Linked DNA regions of Homo sapiens: region 2 is linked to region 1. A link is a loop called in an ENCODE intact Hi-C map of the cell type or tissue named here. Cell type or tissue: HepG2. All regions are shown on one strand. Links, peaks and the distances in the headings refer to the core of each region. The heading gives the core; the rest is flanking DNA. Region 1 has its middle 27 kb from the start of XIAP. Region 2 has its middle 47 kb from the start of THOC2.

Region 1 (8,330 bases), core at 163-8,162:
AATCCCAGCACTTTGGGAGGCCAAGGCGGGTGGATCACAAGGTCAAAAGACCATCCTGGCCAACATGGAGAAACCTTGTCTCTACTAAAAAAAATTAGCCGGGTGTGATTGCACGTGCCTGTATAGTCCCAGCTACAGGAGTTCGAGACCAGCTTGGCCAACATGGAGAAACCTCGTCTCTACCAAAAAAAAAATTAGCCGGGTGTGGTTGCACGCACCTGTATAGTCCCAGCGACAGGAGTTCGAGACCAGCCTGGCCAACATGGTGAAACCTCGTCTCTACTAAAAAAATATGAAAATTAGCTGGGTGTGGTGGCGTACTATGCCTGCAATCCCAGCTACTCAGGAGGCTGAGGCAGGAGAATCGCTTGAACCCGGGAGGCGGAGATTGCAGTGAGCCAAGATCACCCCACTGTACTCCAGCCTGGCAACAGAGGGAGACTCTGTCTCAAAGAAAAAAAAGGCAAGGCAAGGGCCAAGAGCTGACTAATTTGGTTGGTAAAGAAACAATGAGTCATTCTAGATTTAGACATTTTATTACTTAGACAGCAAAAAGAAGACTAAACCTAGGTGAGAGCTCCCTGTGAATCATTGTCCCCAACACTAAAAATACAACACTGGCTGGGCACGGTGGCTCATGCCTATAATCCCAGTGCTTTGGGAGGCTAAGGCTGCAAGATCACTTGAGCCCAGGAGTTCAAGAACAACCTGTGCAACATAGTGAGACACCGTCACTACAAAAAATAAAATAAAAATTAGCTAGGCATGGTGGCAGGCACCTGTGGTTCCAACTGCTCAGGAGGCTAAGGCAGAAGGACTGCTTGAGCCCAGGATTTCAAGGCTTCAGTAAGCTGTGATTGCGCCATTGCATTTCCAATCTGGGCAACAGAGTGAGAATCTGTCTCAAAAACAAACAAAAAAACATGACAATGAAGCAAAAAGGGGCCAGATGACTGCAATGTGTGTTGTGGGACATTGTATTTGGGAGGAGTCCCTTCACAGCTACCACTTGGAGGTTTTATGTTCTGCAGCTTTATAGTATGCAGGATATATATTTATATAAATTTATATTTAATATTTATACAATGTGCATTTTATAAATTTTTATTTATGTATTATATTTAAAAGCAGTTTTATATTATGTGGGAGTGAGGCAGAAAGCTCCATTCCTCATCAGAGCCTGAGAGCCGATGGGAAATTGTCTCATGACAGCCTCCCATGGGAGAGTTGAGAGGTGGGACATGGCCTTGTAGGCTCAGGCCTCTTGTGATTGATCAGGCAATGACCTGGATTGGTCATTATTTGGAAGAAATCCAAGTTCAGACTTTTCAGGTAACTGGCTGTAAATTCCTAGAATCCTTATGTTGTCCTAGAAATTGCTTCACTTCCCTTAACCATTTCTTGCTAAGAGTGAGGAGGAATTAGCGGTAGTTCATTAGTTCATAAATTTAGCCTTTACGTGAATTGCAATATGCTTTAATTTTTTTTTTTTTGAGACAAAGTCTCACTCTGTCACCGAGGCTGGAGTGCAGTGGCGTGACCTTGGCTCACCACAACCTCCGCCTCCCGGGTTCAAGCGATTCTCCTGCCTCAGTCTCCTGAGTAGCTGGGATTGCAGGCATAGCACACCACCACACCCAGCTAATTTTCGTATTTTTTTAGTAGAGAAGGGGTTTCACCATGTTGGCCAGGCTGGTCTCAAACTCCTGACCTCAAGTGATCCACCCTCCTTGGCCTCCCAAATTGCTGGGATTACAGGCGTGAGCCATGGCGCCTGGCCTCCTTCTGGTTTTCTTTAGAAATTCCTGAGCAAAGATCTGTTCTGTGTGAAGTAAAGAGCTCTTAACCGGTGGATGGGCCTAACTCAGTTACAGCCAGGTTTCTGCCCAAAGAGAGCAGACTGAGTCAACAATCCTGCTTCAGGATGGTGTCCGAACAAGGCTTACTCCTGTTTGGGTATGCCACATGTTACTAGACATTAGGACAAATTAAGACTAACATTCAAAAAGTCAATAACCCACAGGAAGCCTGTGGACTACTTTAAAAATACTTTTTGGAAGCCTGAAAAAAATGTATGCCAATGATAAAAAATACTATGCACTTGGGAAATAAAACCTGCAGCTTGGTGAACTAGCAAAGTGAAAGAGGCTATTGTAAGTGGGGGAAAAGTGTCTCTCAAAAAATGGAAATATAGTTTCTAATGGGGAGAACAGGGAAGTCTGGAAAAGATGGAAGCTCATATATAAAGTAGAAATTACATGGGCCAAAAATGAATGATGAGTTCTTTGCCAGGGACTCTAAAGCTCCTCTCTGAAATATATCCAAGAGAAAGCCAGCTAGAGAATCAGTGGGATTACAAGGATTAAAAAGGGATTTGACCTGTGGCAGGAGCCTGGGAGGTGGGGGTTTCAGGTTGCTGGTGGCTTAAATGAAAGGGCTTTGGCACAGCTTTTGGTGAGGCCCTGGAGAGGTGACTGAGTAAGAAAAGTTTTATCTTTTCCTCTCTCTAAATCTCTTCTTTCCTCCTCCTATTTCATTCTCTCCCTGGCTTTTTCCTGATTCCACTTTTTTGCTCTTCTTTGCCTTGAACGTTCTTTTTCTGTTTTTCCTTGACCTTATCTTGGACATTTCCAAATTTCCATGTCTAGGGAGACTGCACAACTGGGTTTAGTCTGTAGGCAGGCAAGTTCTCACCTAAAATAGGTACTAAGATATTTCTGGGCTGGGTGAGGTGCCTCACGCCTGTCATCCCAGCACTTTGAGAGGCCGAGGCGGGTGGATCACCTGAGGTCAGGAGTTCGAGACCAGCTTGGCCAACATGGCGAACCCCCCCGCCCCCGTCTCTACTAAAAAATACAAAAAAATTAGCTGGGCATGGTGGCACACGCCTGAAGTCCCAGCTACTCGGAAGGCTGACACAGGAGAATCGCTTGAATCTGGGAGGCGGAGGTTGCAATGAGCCGAGATCACGCCATTGCACTCCAGCCTGGGCAACAAGAGCGAAACTCCATCTCAAAAAAAAATCGGTGCTGATATTTGTGCACCTAAGTAGCTCAGAACAGCAGTAGGTGAAGGGTAAATCGTCGCACCAAGATCCTTTGCTCTTTCCTCTAGTGTTGGAGAGGATAGACAACCTGGACACCCTTCACCTGGTAGGGTTTGGCTAGGGGAGGCTGACACCTGGTGGTCATATTTGGGAGGTGCAGAGAATTCATAATAGCCCCATGCCTTTACCATTTACTGACCATGTATACATTGAGCTATTTGCTGTACATTAATGCTCTCATTTAAAACTCAAAACAATGTTACCCTGTGGAGTGGGTATCATTACCTCTACTTGATATTTGGATGATTTATGTTAAACAGTTATAAACTAATTTGAGCAATGGGATAATGTCTTCTTTTCTTTCTCCTTTGTCCTCAGCTTCTGGGACAGTACCTAGCATGTAGTAGGCTCTCAGGAAATATTTGATGAAATATTGTTTTATTTATCAACATCATGGAACTTTAATTCAATGTCATCCCTTTGTAATAGAGCTGATTTGAATACATTCTTGCTAGATAAGCCTAGACTGTCTGCTGCAACTCTTGCTTAAACACCTTTCCCAGACAATTCCCCATATAAGATACTTAGATATCTAGTCAGCTGCTGAAAAAAAATTCAGATTTTTTTTTAGAACTGACACCATCCTCGATTCTCTATACCGGACACCACAAGGCTGAGTCTCTGTTCAAATGCAGTGCTTTTATAATGAGAAACCACCAAGAAACCAGAAGGTTAAGTCAGCAAAGGCTGTTCAAATGCTGCCATCTTAGACTCCCCAACCTAGACATTAAGTGCCCAAGATGGATGTTTATTGATAAGAACACTGAAGTCATCCAGGTTGATGGCCAATTTAGTAGAGGAAGACTGTGATACAGGTGGCAATATATCCAGTGAGAGGCTGGCCAGTAGGTTGTTAGATGACTGCAATGAAGAAGAAAAACTGGGTGACATGAACTTCAAAGACGCAATGTTGGAAGAGTTACAGCTTAGAAATAGTGACAGAGTAGTAAGAGCATACCAACCCTACCTCTGGGTCTTTTTTTTTTTTTTTTTTGACAGAGTCTCGCTCTGTTGCCCAGACTGGAGTGCAGTGGTGCAATCTCAGCTCACTGCAGCCTCCACCTCCCAGGTTCAAGTGATTCCCCTGCTTCAGACTCCCGAGTAGCTGGGACTACAGGCATAAGCCATGATGCCTGGCTAATTTTTGTATTTTTAGTAGAGACGGGGTTTCGCCATTTTGGCTAGGCTGGTCTCAAACTGATCTCAAGAGATCCGCCTGCCTTCGCCTCCCAAAGTGCTGGGATTATGGGCGTGAACCACCACGCCCGCCTTCTGGGTCTTGTAATATGTAGAAAATGAATAAATGTGTGGCCTCCCCTGGAGGGAGATGCAGGGCAGTGGTGTCTTGAGGAGAGAGCAATGTTTCATTTAGAGCTAGAAAGTGGGAACGTTTCCATGGAAAGGAGTTTGTCTATCTTTGAATGAGAATTCCCTATGGTGCAGTGGAAAAATCTGAGAGGGAGAGGTGCATTGTGGATTTGTGTTGGGGAGGAAACAGAACAGTGTGGAGATGAAAGGAAGGGAAAGGATAGATGATCCGAGGGGCTTCTCTCAGCCAGTGACCAAATGTGATAGAACGTAAAGAAGAGTGTGGTATGCTTTCCTCAAAGCTGAGGCAAGGGCAGCTGTGGTGGGAGATGGGACATTTGGAGCCATTATTTTGAAACTTATCAGGGAGGGGTCTGGAGTCATCAGGATAGGAATGGTGGTTGCAAAGATAAAATCAAAGCCATCTGGCCGGGCATGGTGGCTCATGCCTGTAATCCCAGCACCTAAGGTGGATTACCTGAGGTCAGGAGTTTGAGACCAGCCTGGCCAACATGGCGAAACCCCATCTCTACTAAAAATACAAAAATTAGCCAGGTGTGGTGGCGGGCACCTGTAATCCCAGCTACTCGGGAGGCTGAGGTAGTTGAATCGCTTGAACTCTGGAGGTGGAGGTTGCAGTGAGCCGAGATCACGCCATTGCACTCCAGCCTAGGTGACAAAAGTGAAACTCCGTCTCAAAAAAAAAGGTCTGTTCTTCTTGAGACCATGGACTGACTATGTCTGTCTCTCAGATGCCTCTTTATTTCTGTCTCTGTCTAGTTGATATTTTTTCACAATTGGAGAAAATGAAGTGAAGCAGAAAACTTCCAGAGAAAGGTTGAGATGGATAAGAGAGGAATTAGGGAAGCTTATGTTGGATGGGCTCATTCTTTCCCACATTATGGAAGGCATGACCATTGGCTGAAAGCAAAGGGGTAATTCATGCTTCATAAGGTTGTGAGCATTCAATGAGATAGGGATGTGATGCATTTAGTATAGTGTGTGTCTCAATATATAGGAGTTTTAAAAAGCTCCAGTGGGCCAGGCGCGGTGGCTCGTGCCTGTAATCTCAGCACTTTGGGAGGCCGAGGCGGGTGGATCACCTGAGGTCAGGAGTTCCAGAGCAGCCTGACCAACATGGAGAAACCTTGTCTCTACTAAAAATACAAAATTAGCCGGGTGCGGTGGCACATGCCTGTAATCCTAGTTACTTGGGAGACTGAGGCAGGAGAATCGCTTGAACCCGGGAGGCGGAGGTTGCAGTGAGCCAAGATCACGTCACTGCACTCCAGCCTGGGCAACAAGAGCGAAACTCCGTCTCAAAAAAATAAAATTAAATTAAAAAAAAGCTCCCGGTGGGGCCAGGTGCGGTGGCTCACGCCTCTAATCCCAGCACTTTGGGAGGCTGAGGGGAGCGGATCACAAGGTCTGGAGTTCAAGACCAGCCTGACCGACATGGTGAAACCCCATCTCTACTAAAAATACAAAAAAAATTAGCTGGGAGTGGTGGCCCGCGTCTGTTATTCCAGCTACTTGGGAGGCTGAGGCAGGAGAATCGCTTGAACCTGGGAGGCGGAGGTTGCAGTGAACCGAGATCGTGCCACTGCACTCCAGCCTGGCGACAGAGTGAGACTCTGCCTCAAAAAAAAAAAAAAAAAAAAAAAAAGCTCCTGGCGGAGAAGTCAGTCCTGACTTAGCATGGAAGTAGTCATGGCAACCGACAAGGGTTGGGCAAGGTTCAGTAACTGGAAAATGGTGTGGGTGGAGTAGATGGTGCGGCGTGTGGCGTGGGGCACTCAGCAAGGGATGAGTGAACAAACAGGAACTGAGATCTGAGCAAAGAGTAACCAGTAAGCTACAAAAGTTCAAGGAATACATTCAAGTTCCATCATGCATATAACCTTAAGCTGTGGGTTTTAAGTGATGCATGGATCCTGGCAAACCATTTGCTATCCTGGCAAACCATTTGCTAGCTAGGAGGCTGCCTTAGACCCAAAGGCTATTCCTTTCCAGAGTTGGATGTTAAGGGTTATCCATTGAGAAACTGACTTTGTATGGAATCCAGGCAGTATGATTAGAATTTCTTTCTTTTTGAAACAGAGTCTCACTCTTGCCCAGGCTAGAGTGCAGTGGCATGATCTCAGCTCACTGCAACCTCCGCCTCCGGGGTTCAAGCGATTCTCCTGCCTCTGCCTCCCATGTAGCTGGGATTACAGGTGAGTGCCACCACGCCCGGCTAATTTTTGTATTTTCAGTAGAGACGGAGTTTTGCCATGTTTGCCAGGCTGGTCTTGAACTCCTGACCTCAGGTGATCCACCCGCCTCGGCCTCCCAAAGTGCTGGGATTACAGGTGTGAACCACCAGGCCTGGCCTGATTAGAATTTCTTTCATAACACTTAGTAGGTAGGAAGATAGCCAGGCACTGTGGTGCACTCATGTAGTCCCAGCAATTCTGGAAGCTGAGGCGGAAGGATCACTTGAGCCCAGGAGTTAGAGGCTGCAGTGAGCTATGATTGTACCTGTGAATGGCCACCGTCCTCCAGCCTGGGCAACATAGGGAGACCTAATCTCCTAAAAAAAGAAAAAGTAGGTAGGAAGATGGAGGAGAGAAATTGGGATGGGGTGGAAGACTGTCAAAAAGGAAAGTGAATGAGATAATTTAGGATAGTAGAAGCCATATTGTTGAAGTGTTTGATAATGAGATGAAGCCAAAAGAGGGAAAGCATTTTGAAGGATAAGAGATGACTTATAAAAAGAAGTGAAGGAAATGGAATAAGATGCTGTATATTTGGTTTTCCTCCATCAAATATAGTATCTAGACCCCAAATATGTAATTGCTGGAAATTTAATTTTAAATAAGAACACTACAAATCTATAAAATATGAAGTAAATTTACCTATTAAAATGGATTAAAACTATACTATCATAATTACTAAGGTAAAAAAACAGAGCAAGCAGGATGGATGCAAAATATTTCCCCTGATTTTAAAATGTAGAAAGGACTTTATTTATTAATTATTAGTAGTATTATTATTTTTTGAGACGGAGTTTCCCTCTTGTTGCCCAGGCTAGAGTGCAATCGCGCGATCTCGGCTCACTGCAACCTCCACCTCCCGAATTCAAGCGATTCTCCTGCCTCAGCCTCCCGAGTAGCTGGGATTATAGGCATGTGTCACCACGCCTGGCTAATTTTGTATTTTTGGTAGAGACAGGGTTTCTCCATGTTGGTCACGCAGGTCTCGAACTCCTGACCTCAGGTGATCCGCCTGCCTTGGCCTCCCGAAGTGCTGGGATTACAGGGGTGAGCCACAACGCCCGGCTTTATTTATTTATTTATTTTTGAGACGGAGTGTCGCTCTGTTGCCCAGGCTGTAGTGCAGTGGTGTGATCTCGGCTCACTGCAAGCTCCGCCTCTCGGGTTCACGCCATTCTCCTGCCTCACCCGAGTAGCTGGGACTACAGGCACCCACCACCAAGCCCGGCTAATTTTTTTTTTGTATTTTTAGTAGAGACAGGGTTTCACCGTGTTAGCCAGGATGGTCTCAATCTCCTGACCTCGTGATCCTCCCACCTCGGCCTCCCAAAGTGCTGGGATTACAGGCGTGAGCCACTGCACCCGACCGATTTATTTATTTTTGAGACGGAGTTTCGCTCTTGTTGCCCAGGCTGGAGTGCAATGGCAGGATCTTGGCTCACCGCAACTTCGGCCTCCCGAGTTCAAGCGATTCTCCTGCCTTAGCCTCCCGAGTAGCTGGAATTACAGGCATGCACCACCATGCCCGGCTAATTTTTTGTAATTTTAGTAGAGACGGGGTTTCTCCATTTTGGTCAGGCGGGTCTTGAACTCCTGACCTCAGGTGATCTGCCCACATTGGCCTCCCAAAGTGCTGGGATTACAGGCATGAGCCATCATGC
Region 2 (8,330 bases), core at 14-8,013, 52 kb after region 1:
AGGTGATCTGCCTGCCTCGGCCTCCCAAATTGCTGGGATTACAGGTGTGAGCAACCATGCCCAGCCTTATTTTTTGTTTTTATGTAGAGATAGTCTCACTATGTTGCCCAGGCTGGTCGTGAACTCCTGGGCTCAAGATATCCTCCCACGTTGGCAGCCCAAAGTGCTGGGATTATAGATGTGGGCCACCACGTCTGGCCCTGAATATCTTTAAATGTCTTTATCAGCCATTTGTATATCTTCTTTGAAGAAATGTCTACTTAAGCCCTTTGCTGTCCCCGCATCCGCCAACTTTTTTTTTTTTTTTTTTTTGAGTAGGAGTCTCACTCTGTTGCCCAGGCTGGAGTGCAATGGGGCAATCTCAGCTTACTGCAACCTCTGCCTCCTGGGTTCAAGCAATTCTCCTGCCTCAGCCTCCCGAGTAGCTGGGATTACAGGTACTGCCACCATGCCCGGCTAATTTTTGTATTTTTAGTAGAGACAGGGTTTCACCATGTTGGCCAGGCTGGTCGCTTTGGCCAGGCTGGTCTCGAACTCCTGACCTCCTGATCCCCCTGCCTTGGCCTCCCAAAGTGCTGAGATTACAGGCGTGAGCCACCGTGCCCGGCCCCTTTGCCCCTTTTTGAAAATTGGGCTTTTTTTTTTGGCTGGGCGTGGTGGCTCTCACCTGTAATCCCAGCACTTTGGGAGGCCAAGGTGGGCAGATCAAGAGGTCAGGAGATCGAGACCATCCTGGCTAACACGGTGAAACCCCATCTCTACTAAAAATACAAAAAATTAGCTGGGCGTGGTGGCAGGCGCCTGTAGTCCCAGCTACTCGGGAGGCTGAGGCAGGAGAATGGCGTGAACCTGGGAGGCGGAGCTTGCAGTGAGCTGAGATCGCACCACTGCACTCCAGCCTGGGTGACAGAGTGAGCCTCCGTCTCAAAAAAAAACAAAAAACAAAAAACAAACAAAAAAAAAAACAAAAAAACAAATTGGGCTTTTTTTTTTTTAAAGATTATTGAATGTTAAGGTTATACATTCTAGATAAAAGTCCCTTGTCAGATATATGGTTTGCAAATATTTTCTCCCATTCTGTAGGTTGTCTTTTTACTTTCTTGATGGTGACTTATGGTGTACAAAAATTTTAAATTTTTATGAAGCCCTATTTATCTATTTTTTTCTTTTGTCATTTGTGTTTTTGATGCTCTATCTAAGAAACTATTTCCTATCCCAGGATCACAAATATTTACTTCTATAATACTTCTATAATTTATTTTTGAATGCTAATTTTGTATCCAGCAATTTGCTAAACTCTCTAATTAATTATAATAATTTACTGTACTTTTTCTTTTTTCTTTTTCTTTTTTTCTTTTTTTTTTTTTTTTTTGAGACGAGGTTTTGCGCTTGTTGCCCAGGCTGTAGTGCAATGGCACAATCTCAGCTCACTGCAACTCCTGCCTCCCGGGTTCAAGGGATTCTCCTGTTTTAGCCTCCCAAGTAGCTGGGATTACAGGCGCCCGCCATCAAGCCTGGCTAATTTTTTGTATTTAGTAGAGGAATTTCGCCATGTTGGTCATGCTGGTTTCGAACTCCTGACCTCAAGGGATCCATCCGCCTCTGCCTCCCAAAGTGCTGGGATTACAAGCATGAGCCACTGCGCCCAGCCCTAATCTTTAATATTTTTACCTTTAATTTTTTTATTTTTTATTGCTGTTTTGTGCCTAGTAAAATATTGAATAGAAATAGTGATAATGGATATCATTGTCTCATTCCTCATTAATAGGGGAAAGCTTTTAATATTTATTCTTTAAGTTTGATGCTTGCTTTAGGTTTCTTTTAAGATTAAGGAAATTCCATTTTGCTATTTTATAAGATTAAATAAATTCTACTTTATTACTACTGACAGTTTTTCTTTTTCTTTTTTGAGACAGGGTCTTGCCCTGTTGCCCAGCCTGGAGTGCAGTGGTACAAACATGGCTCATTGTAGCCTCAACCTCCTGGGCTCAAGTGATCCTCCTCCCACCTCAACCTCCCAAGTAGGTGGGACCACAGGCATGTGCCACCATACCTGGCTAATTTTTGTATTTTTAGTAGAGATGGGGTTTCACCATGTTGGCCAGGCTGGTCTCGAACTCCTGACCTCAGGTGATCCACCTGCTGCCTTCGCCTCCCAAAGTGCTGGGATTACAGGCGTGAGCCAATGCGCCCAGCCAGTTGGTTTGTTTGTTTTCAAATCTGTAGTATCACCTTACAGTTTCTAATTCCTTAAGGAGTATTTAAATAGGGGTTTTAACAGTATCTAGAGTCATAGTGGATGGCAGATGTATTTGTATTGTCTGTTGTTTCTGATGCTTCTTGCTCAATCTTTGTTGTCTCTCACTGTGTGTCTCGTTATCTTTTTTCTTTTTTCTTTTGAGAGAGTCTCACTCTGTTGCCCACGATGGAGCGCAGTGGCTCAATCTCGGCTCACTGCAACCTCTGCCTCCTAGGCTCAAGCAATTTTCATGCCTCAGCCTCCTGAGTAGCTGGGACTGCAGGTGTGCTGGTCTTGAACTCCTGACCTCAAGTGAGCCACCTCCCCGGCCTCCTGAAAGTGCTGGGATTACAGGCACGAGCCACTGTGCCTGGCTCTGGTTATTTATTTATTTATTTATTTATTTATTTATTTATTTATTTTTTGAGACGGAGTCTCGTCCTGTTGTCCAAGCTGGAGTGCAATGGCACGATCTCAGCTTACTGCAACCTCCGCCTCCCGAGTTCAAATGATTCTCCTGCCTCAGCCTTTCAAGTAGCTGGGATTACTGGTACCCACCACCACGCCCAGCTAAATTTTGTATTTTTAGTAGAGACGGGGGTTTCACCATGATGGCCAGGCTGGTCTCGAACTCCTGACCTCGTGATCTGCCCACCTCAGCCTCCCAAAGTGTTGGGATTACAGGCGTAAGCCACCACATCTGGCCCCTGATTATCCTTAGTTATGTGTTGGATATCCTATTTGAAGAATTATTGTTATTATTATTATTGAGATGGAGTCTTGCTTTTGTCGCCCAGGCTGGAGTGCAGTGGCGCGATCTTGACTCACTGCAACTGCATCTCCTGGGTTCAAGCAATTCTCCTGCCTCAGCTTCCCGAATAGCTGGGATTACAGGTGCCTGCCAACATACCCAGCTAATTTTTGTATTTTTAGTAGAGATGGGGTTTCACCATGTTGGCCCGGCTGGTATCGAACTCCTTACCTCCGGTGACCCACCCGCCTTGGCCTTCCAAAGTGCTGGGATTACAGGTGTGAGCCGCTGTGCCCGGTCCTGAAGAATTATTTATAGAAATAATTTGAGACTTGGAATAATATTATCTTTTCCCAGAAAGGATTTTTTTGTTCCTTACCAAGTGCCTGGGGCACTAATAGTATGGGAAGAGTACGGGATTACCTTATTCCAAGTTTAAATCTTGGTATTTTGTGGGCCATTCAAATGATAAATCTGATCTATAGAGGTCATGAAGGCTAATTTACTTCTGGTTCGTCCTTACTACTAGGGTGTAGCTATCTAGTTTCCAAACCCAAAGCAGGGAACAGTACACCTTAGATTCCACCTTTTGTCCCCCAGCCCCATAAACCAACAAATGAGCAGCTCAGCTTCTCACATACCTCTTTGGAATGGTCAAACACCTTAAGGTTAAAAGCTATCCCTGCATGCTATGCTAACCTCTCTGGGTTTCTGGCCTCTCTCTAAGCTTGCCTTAGTCATGACTCACCTGAAAGCATTAGTGGTCTGGAAACAAAGCTTGAGGAATTTTTTGTTTCCATATTCCAGAGTGTAGTCCTTTGAGTTCTCTCTGCACAAGAGTGTAATTTGCACTAGGAGTCCCCTTTGGCTGGTGGACAGCTTCAGCTGCTTTCTTCAGTTCCCAGTGTCCACCCCAAAGCACTGCTTGCCTATCAGTTGTTTCCTGGGCTGGGCAAATGACCCCTGGAGCAAAGACTACAACAGAATCCTAGTTGAGAGAGAGAGAGAGAGAGAGAGAGAGAGAGTGTGTGTGTGTGTGTGTGTGTGTGTGAGAGAGAGAGAGAGAGAGACAGAGACAGAGACACACACACACAGAGAGAGAGATATCCAGAGTCCAGGGTCTACTTTCCTGGTGGCTGCAGGTCACTAACTCATTGTCTCATGTGTCCCTCTCACTTAAGGAACACCTTTTGCTTGGTAAATGCCTCTGGAGGGAAGAGGCCCTGGCTCACTTCTTTCTGTTCTGAGCACAAATTACCCTCACCACCACCCTGGCCCAAGCTACCATCATCTATCTCCTGGATTTAACTGAGTTCCCAGCTTCCACCTTTGCCATTCTATTCTCCTCATAAAAGTGACTGATCCTTTAAAAGAATAAATCAGACATGTCACTTCTTAGTTTAAAACCTCCCAGTGTCTTTTAAACCCACTCAGAATAAAATCCAAAATCGTTCCCATGACCTACAGGGACTTATATAACCTGATCCCTGGTTACCACTCAGATCTTATCACCTGTACTTCAGTCACACTAGCTTCCTGCTGTTCCTCAAACAAGCCAGTTATGCTTGAGCCTCAGGACTTTGTACTTACTGCCTGCAATGCTCTTTACCTTGATATCCTCATGGCTGATTCATTCACCTCCTTTAAGTTTTTGCTGAAGTGTTACCTATCAGAAAGGCCTTCCCTGATCAGCCTATGTAAAATAGCATTCCTTTCCTTTTATTCTTTATGCTCTTACCCAGGTTTATTTTCCTTATAACACTTGTCACCAATTGTCATATTTTATTTTATTTTATTTTGTTTTATTTTGAGACAGATTCTCATTCTGTCGCTCAGGCTGGAGTGCAGTGGTGCGATCTTGGCTCACTGCAACCTCTGCCTCCTGGGTTCAAGCGATTCTCCCGCCTCAGCCTCCTGAGTAGCTGGGACTACAGGCATGCACCACCACGCCTGGCTAATTTTTGTATTTTTAGTAGAGAGGGGGTTTCACCATGTTGGTCAGGCTGGTCTCAAACTCCTAGCCTCATGATCCGTCCGCCTCAGCCTCCCAAAGTGCAAGGATTATAGGCGTGAGCTACCGCACTCGGCTACTTGTTTTTAAAAATGTTGTCTCCCTCCCCAGCTAGATTGTAAACTTCATGAAAACAGGGACATATTCTTGTATGTCCAGCATACAAGAACAAACAGTGCCTTGCACATTATAGGTGACTCATAAATACGATATTAATGAAGAAATTGTGTAACACCTATATAAAGGAGACTAGGCCGGGCGCGGTGGCTCTCGCCTGTAATCCCAGCACTTTGGGAGGCCGAGGCGGGCGGATCATGAGGTCAGGAGATCGAGACCATCCTGGCTAACACGGTGAAACCCCGTCTCTACTAAAAAATACAAAAAAAAAAAAAAAGAAAAAAAAATTAGCCAGACATGATGGCGGGCGCCTGTAGTCCCAGCTACTCGGGAGGCTGAGAGCCAGGAGAATGGCGTGAACCCGGGAGGCATAGCTTGCAGTGAGCCGAGATCACGCCACTGCACTCCAACTCCAGCCTGGGCGACAGAGCAAGACTCTGTCTCAAAAAAAAAAAAAAAAAAAAAAGAGACTAAAATTAATCTAGAGGGACAGCAAAGGATTGAATTTTGCAAAAGTAGTAATTATTCCCAAATTAATTTATATATTTATCACCATTCTGATTTTAAAACTGCACAGTACTTTTTGGATCACAAGGTCAGGAGATCGAGACCATCCTGGCTAACATGGTGAAACCCCCGTCTCTACTAAAAATACAAAAAAAATTAGCTGGGTGTGGTGGTGGGCGCCTGTAGTCCCAGCTACTCGGGAGGCTGAGGCAGGAGAATGGCGTGAACCCGGGAGGCGTAGCTTGCAGTGAGCCGAGATCGCGCCACTGCATTCCAGCCTGGGCGACTGAGCAAGACTCCGTCTCAACCAAAAAAAAAAAAAAAAAAAAAAAAAAAATATATATATATATATATATATATATATGTATATATTACACATAACATTAAAACCAAAGGGAAAAAAACCCAAAAACCAGTTTGTTACTTCACATGGCATTGGGCAGCTGCTGCTAATTTAAGTTGAAAGCTCTATAGCTAGCTAGCTACATGACTGATTCATCAGTTTGAGATTTGTTCTCCTGTCAAAAGTTTAAGTCTGATGGAAGGTTGGCTTCACATTCTGGTGTTTGGACATCCCTTAGCTAGCATATGTCTGGTCAAAAAGATCTTTGTGGGCCGGGCGCGGTGGCTCACGCCTGTAATCCCAGCACTTTGGGAGGCCGAGGCGGGCGGATAACGAGGTGAGGAGATCGAGACCATCTTGGCTAACACGGTGAAACCCCCGTCTCTACTAAAAATACAAAAAAATTAGCCGGGCGTGGTGGCTGGCGTCTGTAGTCCCAGCTACTCGGGAGGCTGAGGCAGCATAATGGCGGGAACCCGGGAGGCAGAGCTTGTAGTGAGCCGAGATCGCGCCACTGCACTCCAGCCTGGGGGACACAGCGAGACTCCGTCTCAAAAAAAAAAAAAAAAAAAAAAAGATATCTGTGGCAAGCCAGATATCCTGTCACCTCACCAAAGGGAAGGTATCCTCTCTAAGCTCTGCCCTCTTGGTTAGGTTGGAGATACCAGGGGATCTTTCTTTTACCACCAAAGGCTCCCTCTAGTGGTACTGCTGCTGTTGCTCTCAGCAGGTGGTGACATTCGCTTAGGGCAGGGAACTGCAGAGAGGGAGCTGAGGAGCTTCTTGCCAGACACAGCCTAGTCGTCTGTGATCTTAGGACTCTGGGCTTGGGTGAAACATCACGTTATTGCTTTGTTTCAGGCTTGATACTACCAGGTGCCTACTCCTTGACCTTTGTTTAAATGAGGTACTTCAAGAATAGACAATTTCACGCGCGTCCGTGTAAAGAGACTACCAAACAGGCTTTGTGTGAGCTGTAAAGAGACTACCAAACAGGCTTTGTGTGAGCAATAAAGCTTTTTAATCACCTGGGGGCAGGCAGGCTGAGTCCGAAAAGAGAGTCAGCGAAGGGAGATAGGGGTGGGGCCGTTTTATAGGATTTGGGTAGGTGGTGGAAAATTACAGTCAAAGGGGGTTGTTCTCTGGCTGGCAGGGGTGGGGGACACAAGGTGCTCAGTGGGGGAGCTTTTGAGCCAGGATGAGCCAGGAGAAGGAATTTCACAAGGTAAGGCCATCAGTTAAGGCAGGAACAGGCCATTTTCACTTCTTTTGTGATTCTTCAGTTGCTTCAGGCCATCTGGATATATACGTGCAGGTCACAGGGGATATGATGGCTTAGCTTGGGCTCAGAGGCCTGACAGACAAAATGACTCTTTTCAGTTTATTGCATGAAGGAGTTACACTAGTCCAAATTAAAAGTAGATCACGGCCAGGCGTGGTGGCTCACGCCTGTAATCCTAGCACTTTGGGAGGCCGAGGAGGGTAGATCACCTGAGGTTAAGAGTTCGAGACCAGCCTGGCCAACATGGTGAAACCTCGTCTCTAGTAAAAATACAAACATTTGCCGGGTGTGGTGGCAGGCGCCTGTAATCCCAGCTACTTGGGAGGCTGAGGCAGGAGAATCGCTTGAACCCAGGAGGCAGAGGTTTCAGTGAGCCGAGATCATGCCACTGCACTCCAGCCTGGGCAACAGAGCAAAAACTCCATCTCAAAAAAAAATAAATAAATAAAAAATTAAAAAATTAGGCGGTTATGGTGGTGCGTGCCTATAGTTCCAGCTACTCGGAAGGCTGAGGCAGGAGGCTTGCTTGAGCCCAGGAGTTCCAGGCTACAGCGAGCTGTGATCACACCACCGCACTCCAGCCTGGGCTACAGAGAGACTTTATCTCTTAACAGCAACAACAACAACAACAAGCAAAGAAAAAAGCAGGTGAGGGGTTTCGAAGCATGACACAAGCCAAGTTTTTTGTTTGTTTGTTCCTTTGTTTGTTTTTGAGATGGGGTCTTTCTCTGTCTCCAGGGTGGAGTGCGACGGTGCGATCATAGCTCACTGCAGCCTCGGCCTTTTGGGCTCAAGCTATCCACCCAACTCAGCCTCCTGAGTAGCTGCGACTACACTGCAGGTGGGCGCCACCATGCCCGGCTTTTTTTTTTTTAATTTTTAATTTTGTAGAGACAGGGTTTCCCTACTTTGCTCAGGCAGGTCTTGAACTCCAGGGCTCAAGCGATCTTCCTGCCTCAGCCTACCCAAGTGCTGGGATTTCAGACATGAGCCACAATTCCCGGCCCCAAGAAGCTTTAAAGGAAAAAAAGACATAAATTCAACTACATTTAAAAAAATCTGCATGGCATAAGGCAGCAC

What was found. Peaks named below come from ENCODE experiments on the same cell type or tissue, not always from the same donor. Only the 100,000 strongest peaks of a DNase experiment are listed, where the experiment ranks them.
Region 2: a loop joins it to region 1, with 6 times the contacts of the local background. A loop is called at or near these places in 7 of 110 quality-filtered maps.

What each region holds. Positions count from the first base shown.
Region 1 is chrX:123,828,395-123,836,724 of GRCh38, reverse strand. No RefSeq gene overlaps it. Among named protein-coding and RNA genes, the nearest start is that of XIAP, 27 kb to the left of the region's middle. In HepG2, for the core only: a CTCF peak has its summit at 3,177 (motif pointing left); DNase peaks (open chromatin) are centred at 3,164 and 6,154.
Region 2 is chrX:123,776,295-123,784,624 of GRCh38, reverse strand. No RefSeq gene overlaps it. Among named protein-coding and RNA genes, the nearest start is that of THOC2, 47 kb to the right of the region's middle. RefSeq lists an enhancer at 5,856-6,648. In HepG2, for the core only: a CTCF peak has its summit at 6,678 (motif pointing left); DNase peaks (open chromatin) are centred at 4,014, 4,534 and 6,664; H3K4me3 peaks cover 840 bases.